Linked DNA regions of Homo sapiens: region 1 is linked to region 2. Evidence: chromatin contacts called from ENCODE Hi-C or POLR2A ChIA-PET data. All regions are on one chromosome and are shown on one strand. Each heading gives the region's core, a stretch centred on a gene start or an enhancer-like site at or near the end of the contact. The rest is flanking DNA. Distances are from core to core; before and after follow the strand shown. Region 1 has its middle 380 kb from the start of AMELY. Region 2 has its middle 380 kb from the start of TTTY16.

The links. Hi-C counts contacts between places; a loop is a spot of excess contacts on that map. ChIA-PET counts read pairs that join two places held with the same protein, here RNA polymerase II (POLR2A). Pooled maps may share reads with other maps.
Region 1: a map of naive thymus-derived CD4-positive, alpha-beta T cell shows a loop between it and region 2 (2.7-fold over the local background). The contact joins two enhancer-like sites. A Hi-C loop is called at or near these places in 4 of 168 maps with a recorded cell type or tissue (CD4-positive, alpha-beta memory T cell, CD8-positive, alpha-beta T cell and naive thymus-derived CD4-positive, alpha-beta T cell), 1 of 37 single-sample maps with no recorded cell type and 5 of 50 pooled maps. POLR2A ChIA-PET finds 5 or more read pairs at or near these places in 6 of 52 experiments (CD4-positive, alpha-beta memory T cell, activated CD4-positive, alpha-beta T cell, activated T-cell and 1 more).

What each region holds. Positions count from the first base shown.
Region 1 is chrY:7,288,088-7,294,388 of GRCh38, reverse strand. It overlaps the pseudogene PRKY. Among named protein-coding and RNA genes, the nearest start is that of AMELY, 380 kb to the right of the region's middle. Within about 2 kb of position 4,293, at least 3 of the 41 ENCODE cell types and tissues checked have a DNase peak (open chromatin) inside an H3K27ac peak, as active enhancers do; they include CD8-positive, alpha-beta T cell, where a contact is called at or near this core.
Region 2 is chrY:7,322,436-7,328,457 of GRCh38, reverse strand. It overlaps the pseudogene PRKY and the pseudogene RN7SKP282. Among named protein-coding and RNA genes, the nearest start is that of TTTY16, 380 kb to the left of the region's middle. Within about 2 kb of position 1,362, at least 3 of the 41 ENCODE cell types and tissues checked have a DNase peak (open chromatin) inside an H3K27ac peak, as active enhancers do; they include CD8-positive, alpha-beta T cell, where a contact is called at or near this core.

The sequences.
Region 1 (6,301 bases), core at 3,044-5,543, 37 kb after region 2:
GTGTTAAATACATTCATAATGTCATCCATTCCCACCAACACCACCAACCATCTCCATTTGGACTTACTTTTATTTATTTATTTTTAATTAATTAATTAATTAATTTTTTTAGAGACAGGTCTTACTCTGTCCCACAGGCTAGAGCACAGTGATGCAATCTCAGCTTACTGCAGCATAAACTGCTGGGCTCAACCCATCAGCCCGCCTCAGCCTCCCAAGCAGCTGATGCTACAGGCATGCAACACCATGTTTGGCTAATTTTGTTTTTGAGATCTCTTTGTTGCCCAGGATGGTCTCAAATTCCTGGGCTCAAGTGATCCTCCCACCTCAGCCTCCCAAAGTGCTGAGATTACAGGCGTGAGCGATTGCGCCCAGACTTAACTTACTTTTAATTGGAAAAGTCATATACAGGTCCCTAGTAAGCATATTAACTCAGCCAGTAATAAGGTAACATAATGAGAAATTATGTGGTGGGTCAGCAAATGGCTGATGTCAAAGTAACTTGGATAACAAAAAAATCACCATTTTTTTAAAGATGTTTTGAGGATTATACACTTAAAAAGTAAGTTCCTTAATAAATTGTAAATGTCAGTCAACTATAAGAATTCCTAAGCCTCAGCCGGGCACAGTGGCTCACACCTGTAATCCCAGCACTTTGGGAGGCTGAGGCAGGGGAATCACGAGGTCAGGAGATCGAGATCATCCTGGCTAAAATGGCAAAACCCCGTCTCTACTAAAAATCCAAAAAAATAGCCAGATGTGGTGGCGGGTGCCTGTAGTCCCAGCTACTCAGGAGGCTGAGGCAGAAGAAAGGCATGAACCCGGGAGGCAGAGCTTGCAGTGAGCCAAGACTGCGCCACTGCGTACTCTCCAGCCTGGGCAACAGACCAAGACTCCGTCTCAAAAAAAAAAAAAACAAAAACAAAATTCTGCATTTCTTTCCTTAAACTGAGGTGCTTAAAGAACCTTGAACATGGGCATTCCAGGTGCTAACAAAACAGGATGCACCAATTCAATGGGAGAGAGAAGGTGAGGATGGATGAGCCCCAATTCTCCCTAAAATGCAAGAGAAAAAAACCCAAACATTCAATGTTGAGACATCATGGACAGAAATCTTTGCAAGAAGACAGCGTCGCAGTGGCCCTGCAGAGACATCAAGAAGGACAGCATTGTGTTCCTCACAGGCACTCCAAGAGAGGTGGCCATGTGGAAAATGCACTTCAAAAAATGTAAAACCGGCCAGGTGCACTGACTCACGCTTGCAATCCCAACACTTTGGGAGGCCAAGAGGGGTGGATCACCTGAGGTCGGGAGTTAGAAACAAGCCTGACCAACATGGAGAAACCCCATTTCTACTAAAAATACAAAATTAGTCGGGTATGGTGGTGCATGCCTGTAATCCCAGCTACTCAGGAGGCCAAGGCAGGAGAATCGCTTGAACCCGGGAGGCACAGGTTGCAGTGAGCCAAGATCACACTACTGCACTTCAGCCTGGGCAACAAAAGCAAAATTCCGTCTCAAAAAAAAAAAAAAAAGTTACAACCCAGCTGGGTGCCCTGGCTCACACCTGCAGTCTCAGCACTTTGGGAGGCCGAGGCGGGAGGATCATTTGAGGCCAGGAGTTTGAGACCAGCCCAGCCAACATGGTGTAACCCCGTCTCTATGAAAAATACAACAATTAGCTGCACATGGTGCCAGGCACCTGTAATCCCAGCTACTGAGGAGGCTGAGGTGGGAGAATTGCTTAAAGCTAGGAGATGGAGACTGCAATAGGCCAAGATTGCACCACTGCATTCCAGCCTGGGCAACACAGTGAGACTCTGCCTCCAAAAAAAAAAAAAAAGGTAACTCAAGAAGTGGGCACAGCCCCCATCCATCTTGTCTACAGCCTGGGAGGCCAGTACATGCCACATTAGCTTGGGAGGGAACATGCTCTTGTACCACACCTACAGATGGGTGGAGACTGGGAGCAGTGGCTCATGCCTGTAATCCCAGCACTTTAGAAGGCTAAGGCAGAAGAATCACTTGAGCCCAGGAGGTCAAGACTAGGTTGGGCAACATAGCCAGACATCATCTGCACAAAAAAAATTTTTAAATGAGCAGGGTGTGGTGGTATGCATCTGTAGTCCCAGCTACTCATGAGGCAGAGATGGGAGAACTGCTTGAGCCCGGGAGTTGGAGGCTGCAGTGAGTTATGATAGTACCACTGCACTCCAGCCTGGACAACAGGGAACCCCACCTGTTTAAAAAAAAAAAAAAGTGAGGCCCTTCTCCATAAGTGATACTTGCTTCCATATGTAGAAAGGGCTTTGGAGAAATATACAAGACACATTAATATGGTCACCTGGGTGGGAGGAGAGGGCAAATTCTGCACAGGTGAGGCACAAAAACAGAGATGCATTTCACTATATAACTTTCTCACCTTTTAAAATGTGACTATCAAAATATTTCATCTACATAGGTTTATGTTAAATGAAACCGATGCACTGCATTAAATAATTGTTTCAAAGTAATGTTGACAGCAGAATGTATGAATTTAAAACTGTCAAACTCAGTTCCTTTCCTTGACATTTTCCACCCTGCGAAAAATCAGTAAAAGAACATTAAATACTATAATGTATGAAATAAGGGCGTGAAACATATGGAGATGGAGGGTTAATGGCCTGTTTATAAGGTGCTTGGGCAGAGAATGGGCTCAACTGGGCTGCAAGAGGGAGGGTGGAGATGATCACAGCTTAGAACTTAGGCATATAAGCAGTGAGTGCTGATGACCTACGCAAGGTGTACAGGTGCACAGGATCTCTTAAGTTGTTCTGTTTGGGGAAAGAAGGAGACACAGTTCATGTTGAACGCAGTGGACGTACTGAGGTTGAGGGGTGGATTAGGTTGAATGGTGCCCCCCAAAAATATGTCCACATCCTAACCCCTGGTACCTGTGAATAGAGCCTTATTCGAAAATAGGGTCATTGTAGTTTCTATTAAGTAAACAATCTCCAGATGAGGCCATCCTGGATTTAGGGTGGGACCCAAATCCAACAACGAGTGTCCTTCTAAGAGACAAAAGAGAATGAATAAAAAATGGCCAGGCACAGTGGCTTATGCCTGTAATCCCAGCACTTTGCGAGGTCGAGCCATGTGGATCACCTGGAGGACAGGAGTTTGAGACCAGCCTGGGCAACATGGTGAAATCCTGTCTCTACTAAAAATGGAAAAAATAAGCCAGGGGTGGTGGCAGGTGCCTATAATCCCAGCTACTCAGGAGGATGAAGCAGGAGAATCACTTGAACCCAGGAGGTGGATGGTGCAGTGAGTCGAGATGACACCGCTGTACTCCAGCCTGGGCAAAAGATTGAAACGCCATCTCAAATAAATAAATAAAATAAAGACACAGAAGACGAGACAGAGACACAGAAGAGAAGGCCCCATTTGGAGACAGAGGCAGAGACTGGAGTGATGTGGCCAGGAGACCAGGGACACATTTAAGGACACGCTTCTGTCGCAGGTGGCAGCTAACCTGTTTTCTCTGCACTTATTTCTGTGGCTTTTTGGGTAAAGAGGCAACTAGGGATACTGATTACACAGAGGAGGAAGCTGGAGCTCAAACAGCACCAGCAGGGTAACAGAAATTTAAAAAACGCAGAGCTCAATCAGTTTAATAGTCAAAAGCTATGAACACATCAGACTGTGAAACACCAAAATCAGGTGGTGAAACGTGGCGCTGCCCTGAAGACCTTTGAAAGGCAGAACGGATGGGGTTTCCTAAGTTTTCCTCAGTTATGATTCTACTTCTTCTAGGACCCTCTGGCTTGTGACAGTCAAAGCACCAGCTCAGAATCTGTATCAGCATGCAATGCTTCAGGAAAATTCCAGAAACCTAAAATGAGTGGAGAAAAACAAAAGAAAAACCAGAGCAAACTGCAATGAAACTGAAAACAGGAAGTCAACACAGAAACATTAAAGAAACCCAAAGTAGTTTCTTTGCAAAGATTAGTGCAACTGATAAACCGGAATCTGTGCTCAAAATAAAATACTGAACTGTTTAACAATGAACTAAACAAAAGCCTTAACAGATAAAATCACATCCAACAACAATTTCTATTCAACTGTGTAGGGAATATTTTGAGACATTACTGACTTTTTCTATATATTATTTTCTTTTACTTTTTTCTTCTTTTTTCTTTTTCTCCTTCCTTTCTCTTTTCTTTTTTGCTTTTCTTTCTTTTCTTTCATGGTTTCACTCTGTCACCAAGGCTGGAGTGCAATGGCGCAATCATAGCTCACTTCAGCCTCAACCTCCCAGACTCAAGTGATCCTCCCACAGCAGCCTCCCAGGTTGCTGGGACTGCAGCCATGTGCCACCATGCCCGGCTAATTGTTATTTGTTTATTTTTTTTTTGTAAAGATAGGGTTTCACCATGTTGCCAAGGCTAGTCTCGAACCCCTGGTCTCAAGCCCTCCTCCCACCTCGACCTCCCAAAGTGCTGGAATTACAAGTGTCGAGAGACCACGCCCAGCCTGAAAATCAATGAAGTTGACAAGACAGAATTTGTTCTCAAAAGAAAACACTAAACTTTACGGATGAACTAAAAAAAGCTTTAATAAACAAAATCACGCATAACAACTATTCTATTCGTGTCCACGGAATGTTTTGCATCATTACAGATTTCTTTCTATATAAATATATTTTTTTTTCTGTTTTCTTTCTTTTTATATTTTATGTCCGTTTCTTTTTTTCTTTCGTTTCAGAATCGTGCTCTTTTGCTAAGGCTGGAGTGCAGTGGCGCCATCATAGCTCACTGTAGCCTCCAACTCCTAGGTTTAAGTGGTCCTCCTGCCTCAGCCTCCTGAATTGCTAGGACTATAGGTATGAGACCCACCATACACATGGCTAACTTTTTTCTATTTTTGTAAAGACAAGGTCTCACTATGTTGTATAGGCTACTCTAGAACCACTAGCCTCAAATGATTCTCCTTCTTTGACCTCCCAAAGCCCTGGGATTATAGGCATGAGCCACTATGTGTCACTTATTTTCTCTTCTATTTTTATTATTTTGTTGTTGTTGTTGTTGTTGTTGTTGTTGTTAAGAAGGAGTGTTGCTCTGTCCACCCAGACTGGAGTGCAGTGGCACAATCTCAGCTCACTGCAACCTCTGCCTCCCAGATTGAAGCAATTCTCTCACCTCAGCCTCCCAAGTAGCTGGGATTACAGGCACGCACCACCATGCCTGGCTGATTTTTGTATTTTCTTAGTAGAGACGGGTTTCACCATGTTGGCCAGGCTAGTCTCTAACTCCTGCCTCAGCCTCCCAAAGTGCTGGGATTACAGGCACAAGCCACCGTGCCTGGCCTATTTTTTTCTTAAGGTGTGATTGCGAACAGAATCAACAGCCCATGAAGAGGAAATTCTAGACAAGTTGCTTTCTCAACACCCTTTTGATTTCTGGAATCTCATCCAAGCTGGATTTTGCAATCTTTTAAGAATAATTCCCTATGACATTGTCCCAACTATAAGCTAGCTCTGTCAGTGGCATCTGAACCAGAGCAACTCCATCTTGAAGAGGTGTTGGTTAACATGAGGCTGAAGCCTGCTGGGCTGTGTGCCCAGATGGTTAAGGCATTCTAAGTCACGGGATGAGATAGGAGTTCAGCACAAGATGCCGGTCATAAAGAGCTTGCTGATAAAACAGGTTGCGGTAAAGAAGCTGGCCAAATCCCACCCAAACCAAGACGCCGACAAGAGTGACCTCTGGTTGTCCTCACAGCTATACTCCCACCAGCGCCATGACAGTTTACAAATGCCACGGCAACATCAGGAAGTTACCCTATTTGGTCTAAAAAGGGGAGGCATGAATAATTCACCTTTCATTTACCATATAATCAAGAAATAGCCATAAAAATGGGCAACCAGCAGCCCTCGAGGCCGCTCTGCCTATGGAGGAGCCATTCTTTTATTCCTCTACTTTCTCAGTAAACTTGCTTTCACTTTACTCTATGGATTTGCCCTGAATTTTTTCTTGCGCGAGATCCAAGAACCCTCTCTTGGTGTCTGAATCTGGACCCTTTCTGTTAACAGTTCTGTTCCCTCCACTCTGGTCCTCTTATTGCCAAGACTCCAACATAAGCATGCATACCCAAATAAATGCAGGCAGGCTTCACAGAGTTCCCCTCTGCCTGCCCATCCAAAGAGATCCCAGGTGCCCTAAGCATGACAAAGCACTTCTTTCTTCTGTGCCAAGGTTTCTCTGGCCACACCTGTGTGCAACCCCTTTGTTCTGCAAAATGACTCCCAAGGGAACGATTC
Region 2 (6,022 bases), core at 113-2,612:
GGCAGAGGTTGCAGTGAGCTGAAATCGCACCACTGCACTCCAGCCTGGGCGACAGAGTGAGACTCCATCTAAATAAATAAACAAATAATAAAATGATACTGATTTAACAACTGTCTGGTGCTAAAAATGTTAAATTCAAAAATAGAATTGGCCAGGCACAGTGGCACATGCTTCTAATTCCAGTGCTTTGGGAAGCTGAGGTGGGACGATATCTTGGGGCCAAGAGTTCAAGACCAGCCTGAGCAATAAAGTGAGATCACATCTCTAAAATTAAAAATAAAAAAATTAGCCTGGTATGGTGGCACATGCCTGTAGTCCCAGCTACTTCAGAGGCTGAGGAGGGAGGATCACTTGAGCCGAGGAGTTTGAGGCTGTAGTGAGACAAGATTGTGCAACGGCACTTCAGCTTGGGTGACAGGATGAGACCCTGTCTTGGAAAAAAAAAAAAAAAAGAAACTAAGTATATAGTATTTCACTGCAGTATAGTATAATAGCACAGTTCAGAGTTGAGATCAATTTTCCAACCACAGCGTCTTTGGAAGGATGTAAATGTTCAGAATTACAAACAACTTGTTCAGATATAAAGAGGAGGTACCCTGAAAAATTGTGTTGGGTAACTGCAAAACAGACCTAATACTGAGGATGCCTGCAGCATGTTTACACGCCTGTAATCCTAGCACTTTGGGTGACCAAGGTGGGCAGATAACCTGAGGTCAGGACTTCAAGAGCAGCTTGGCCAACATGGAGAAACCACATCGCTACTAAAAATACAAAAATTAGCCCGGCGCGGTTGCGGGCGCCTGTAATCCCAGATACTCAGGAGACTGAGGCAGGAGAATCACCTAAACGCCCCAGGGGGAAGTTGCAGTGAGCTCACTGCACTGAACTTCAGCCTAGGCAACACAACGAGACTCAGTTTCAAAATAAAAAACTGATTCCAAGAAAACAAAAATAAGGTATAGTCACACACACACACACACACACACACACACACACAGACACACACACAAACACACGGCTACAATGTGGCAATTTCTGACTGGTAAGCTTACAATATACACAAAGTCCATTTTTTTCCCCTCGTGGTTGTCATAGAAAAGTATAAAAAGCTTTTTATTTCATAATATAGCAGGAAAAATAATGTAAAATTATATATAATAAAAATAACATTTCTCTTTTTTTTTTTTTTTTGCTTTTATCAACCTCTTTAATTAATGAGGATGGTGTCAAAATCTTGACAGGAACACATCTTGCTTTTTTTTTTTTTTTTTGAGACGGAGCCTCACTCTGTCACCCAGGCTGGAGAGCAGTGGTGCAATCACAGCTCACCACAGCCTCAACCTGCGAGGCTCAAATTATCCTGCCACCTCAGCCTCCCAAATAGCTAGGACTATAGTTGTATCTGGCTCATTTTTTGTAGAGAGGGAGTCTTGCTATGTTACCCAAGCTGGTCTTGAACTCCTGGGATCAAGCGATCCTCCTGCCTTGGCCTCCCAAAATGCTGGAATCATCACGCCCAACCTGTCTTGCTTTTGGTCACATCTCATTTCTCACTACATCTGTCTTCGGTCTTTCATGGTAGTTTACATACCTTACTCAAATTCACTCTTCATGTCATTATTCTGACACAGTAAAATGAAGTCACTGTCACCAAATTTGGCAGTAACAGGTTTTTCCTGCCAATTTCAACACTTCACCAAAACTCCACACCTCATCCCTCAAGGTATCATTTTGAGGCAGTAAAACAGTAATTAATGGAAACTTCGGAGTAGGAGAGTATAGATAGTTGTCGTCATTTTTGTCAGGGGAAATGTAAGAATAATTTTAACACTGAGGGTTCCCAGACTGTCTGTTTAAAAAAAAAAAAAAAAACCACACAGATACAATTGCCTCCTGAATCTGTAATCAGGAAATTACCTCTGTAACTGGCTCCTCCCACCCTCCCCACTTCTGAGTCTCCAGTGTCTGTTACACTCCTCTGTATGCCCTGCACACCCATAGCTTACCTCCCACCTATAAGTGACAACACATCCTATTTGGTTTTCCATTTCTGAGTTACTTCACTTAACGATAATACCCTCCACTTCCATTGAAGTTGCCAGCAATCGCAGCCCACCTAAAATGAGCTGTGGGTCAACCTGGCTCTCTCATCCCTGATTGCAAGTGTCTCCCACACATGAGAGTTAAACTCTGGTTCCCAATCTTTCCCTGCCTGACCTGCCACAACTACCACCACCTTTCTCATTGCCAAGCAGTGTAGATTCCATCGGAGTTCACGTTCCTCTTACCTGTCTACCAGCTTCTTGGCAAACCCAAAGTCCGTGAGCTTGATGTGACCATCCCTATCCAGCAGGATGTTCTCCGGCTTCAAATCCCTGTAGACGATCTCCTTGGAGTGCAGGTACTCAATGGCACAGATGATCTCCGCAGAGTAGAAGAGCCCCGTGGTGCTGGAGAAGTGCCCCCGGTTGCGCAGGTAGCTGAAGAGCTCGCCACCCGGCACATACTCCATGAGCATGTAGAGGAAGCGCTCCTCATGCCACGTCCAGAACCTGCAGGGACAGCATACGCTCAGGGCCCCGCCAGGGCAGGGCAGGGGGTACGCCGTCAGCTAGGTGTCAGCACACGCTCAGGGCCCTCCCAGGGCAGGGCAGGGGGTACACCGTCAGCTAGGTGTCAGCACATGCTCACAGCCCCGCCACAGGAGGGGAGGGGATATGCCATGACCTAGGTGTCAGTACACACTCAGGGCCCTGCCAGGGCAGGGCAGGGGTTATGCTGTCAGCTAGGTGTCAGCACAGACACAGGGCCCCGCCAAGGCAGGGCAGGGGTACACCATCAGCTAGGCATCAGCACACGCTCAGGGCCCCGCCACAGGAGGGAAAGGGATATGCCGTATGCTAGATGTTGGGGTAGAGACTCAGCTAGATGACAAAATGTGTGGACAGACACACAGTAATAGCTAGGTACAGATATTGGGACATGGAGCACATAGGTATGAGCACATGGGTAAAGACAGATATTAATATATGGGTATAGATAGGTGTTAGAATGCATGTACATATAAATGTTACAATCTGCTGAGAGACAGAGGTTAGTATACGGGTGCAGATGGGGGCTAATATATGGGTTTACACAGTGTTATAATATGGTATAGAATGTGGATATAGATATATGTTAGTATACAGATATATATGGATGTTAACATGTAGTTATAGATAGGTGTTAGGATATAGGTGTAGACAGATTAATATATGGGTGCAGACAGATACTACAACACGGATATAGATAAATGTTACGATACAAGTGCAGAAGGGGTTAATATGTAGGTACAAAGAGATGTTAGGATATGGGTATAGATGGATGCTACTACATTACTATATGGGTGTAGATGGATGTTAGGATATGGGTTTAGACAGATGTTAATATATGGCTGTAGGTGTTAGGACATGGCTGTAGACAGACGTTATATATGGATGTAGACAAATATTAGAATACAGATATAGATAAATGTTAGAATATAGGTGTAGACAGATGTTAATATATAGGTAGAGATAGATGTTAAGATATAGATGTAGACAGGCATTACAAAAAATATGGATAGATATAAATGTTAGAATATGGGTGAAGAGAGATGTTAACACATAGGTAGAGAACAATGTTATAATATGGATGCTAGGATATAGGTGTAGACATACGTTAATATACACATAAAGACCGATGTTAGAATATGAATGTAGATAGATATTAACATAGAAGTATAAAGAGATGTTAGGATATGGGTGTAGATGGATGTAGACTGGTGTTGCTCTGTGAGTGTAGACACATATTAGGATATGGATGTAGACAGATGCTAATATATGGATGTGAGGGCAATCTGGCTGCAACATCTGCCTGCCATTGATCACCAGGGTTGATTCAGCTGATCTGACTGGCTAGGCAGTTGTCCCCTTCCTCCTCACCGCTCCATATGCGTCCCTCCCAAAGCTGCGTGTTCGGTCAAAGAGGATGACCAACCCCAATAGAGGAGGACTGGTCTTCAGTCAAGGGTATACGAATAGCTGCATTCCCCTGCTAGAACCTCCAGACAAGTTCTCAAGGTCCATAGATGCTAATATATGTGATAGACAGATGCTAAGGTGTGCATACAGACAGATGTTAGGATACGTGTGTGTGTAGATGTGACTCTGGGTATAGACAGGTGCTGAGGTCTACATATAGACAGGTATAATTCATCAGTATAGGTAAGATGCTAAGACGTGTGTAGATGTTAAGAGGTGTATAATCAGATATTGGGATAAGCATGTAGATGGATATTAAAGTACAAGTTCCATAGATGTTACATAGATGTTGTCTTAGTCCATTCTGGCTGCTATCACAAAAATACCATATACTAGAGGGTCTTACAAACAAGAAAAATGTACTATTCTCAGTTCCAGAGGCTGGAAGTCTCTGGACTTCCCACTAATGAACTGCATGGTAAGGGCCCATTCCTGAGGGAAGGGCCCTTCTCACACTGTCCTCCCACAGACCAAGGAGAAACAGGCTCCCTCAGGCCCCTTCACCAAGGGCACTGGTCCTGTTCAACGGCTTCACCCTCACAATTTAATTGCTTCCCCCAATGCTCCATCTTTTAATTCCATAGCTTTGGGGGTTACTGTCTCAACATATGAATTTGAGGGATGCATTTAGACAACAGCAGATGTTAAGATATGTGTATCCTGGGAAATGGGTAAAGGTCTCATTGTCATGGAATAAATGGAGAGTAAATATCAACATCTTGTAATACACCAGCTAACAGTGCGCTATGGACTGAACTGCATCCTCCCAATATCCATATGTAGAAGACCAGACTCTCAAGACCTCAGAATATGACTGTATTTGGAGACAGGGCATGTAAAGAGGTGATTAAGATAAAATGTGGTGGTAGAATGCGCCCCAGCCCAACAGGACTGGAGTCCTTCTAAGAGGAGAGGATGAGGACACAGACACACACAGAAGGACAACCATGTAAGGACACAGGGAGAAGATGGCATCTACAAGCCAAGGTGCCTCAAGAGGCACCAGCCCTGCTAACATATTCTTCTCAAAATTCTAGCTTTAAGAATGGTAAAAAAATAAATCAATGTTGTTTAATCCACCCAATCTATGCTACTTTGTTATGGCAGCCCTAACCTACTAACCAACAACACATAGATCTTCAGAGATCACACCCAATTCAGTAACCTGGAACTATCATTAAAAGCCTGGGAATCAACAATAAACTTGCAGACTGCATCCCAAACCTACTGGGAAAAAGCCCTTTTAAAAAGCCCCAAATGAGGTATTCCTAATTACTTGCTTGTGGTAGCTTGCCCAAGGTGCCTTCTCCTTACAAAGGTGTTGATCAGTGGAAGAAAACACAGCAATGAGAGATCAAGGAAGAGGGAGGGGTAGAGATGAAAGTAGGGAACAAAAGATACTGAGGTACGTCTTGTGCATTCAACATCTCAGCACAAATATAAATACAGTTTGGAGAGATATGCATGGATAATGAAAGGTTTGCTCCTAAAGAAGAGGTGGGGGAAATGATGCAAGATGTGGAACTAAGGGTTTTGGGATTTTGTTTGTTTGGGGTGTTTGGGAACAGGTTCTTACTCTATCCACTAGGCTGAAGTGCAATGGTACAATCATGGCTCATGCAGCCTCAACCTCCTGGGCTCAAGCAATTCTCCTACCTCAGCCTCCCAACTAGGACTACAGGTGCATGTCACCACGCCTGGCTTATTTTATTATTATTATTATTATTATTATCATCATTATTATTATTATTTGTACAGACAGGATCTCACTGTGTTGCCCACACTGGTCTTGAACTCCAGGGCTGAAGTGATCCTCCCACCTCGTCCTCCGAAAATGCTGGGATTACAGACGTGAGACACTGTGCCTAACCTGGGCTTTGTTTTTGGAGAGGACCTAGAAGACACCAGCATGCCCATGTTTCCATTAGCACATGAGAGGGCCACCAGCAGACGGCACCCAG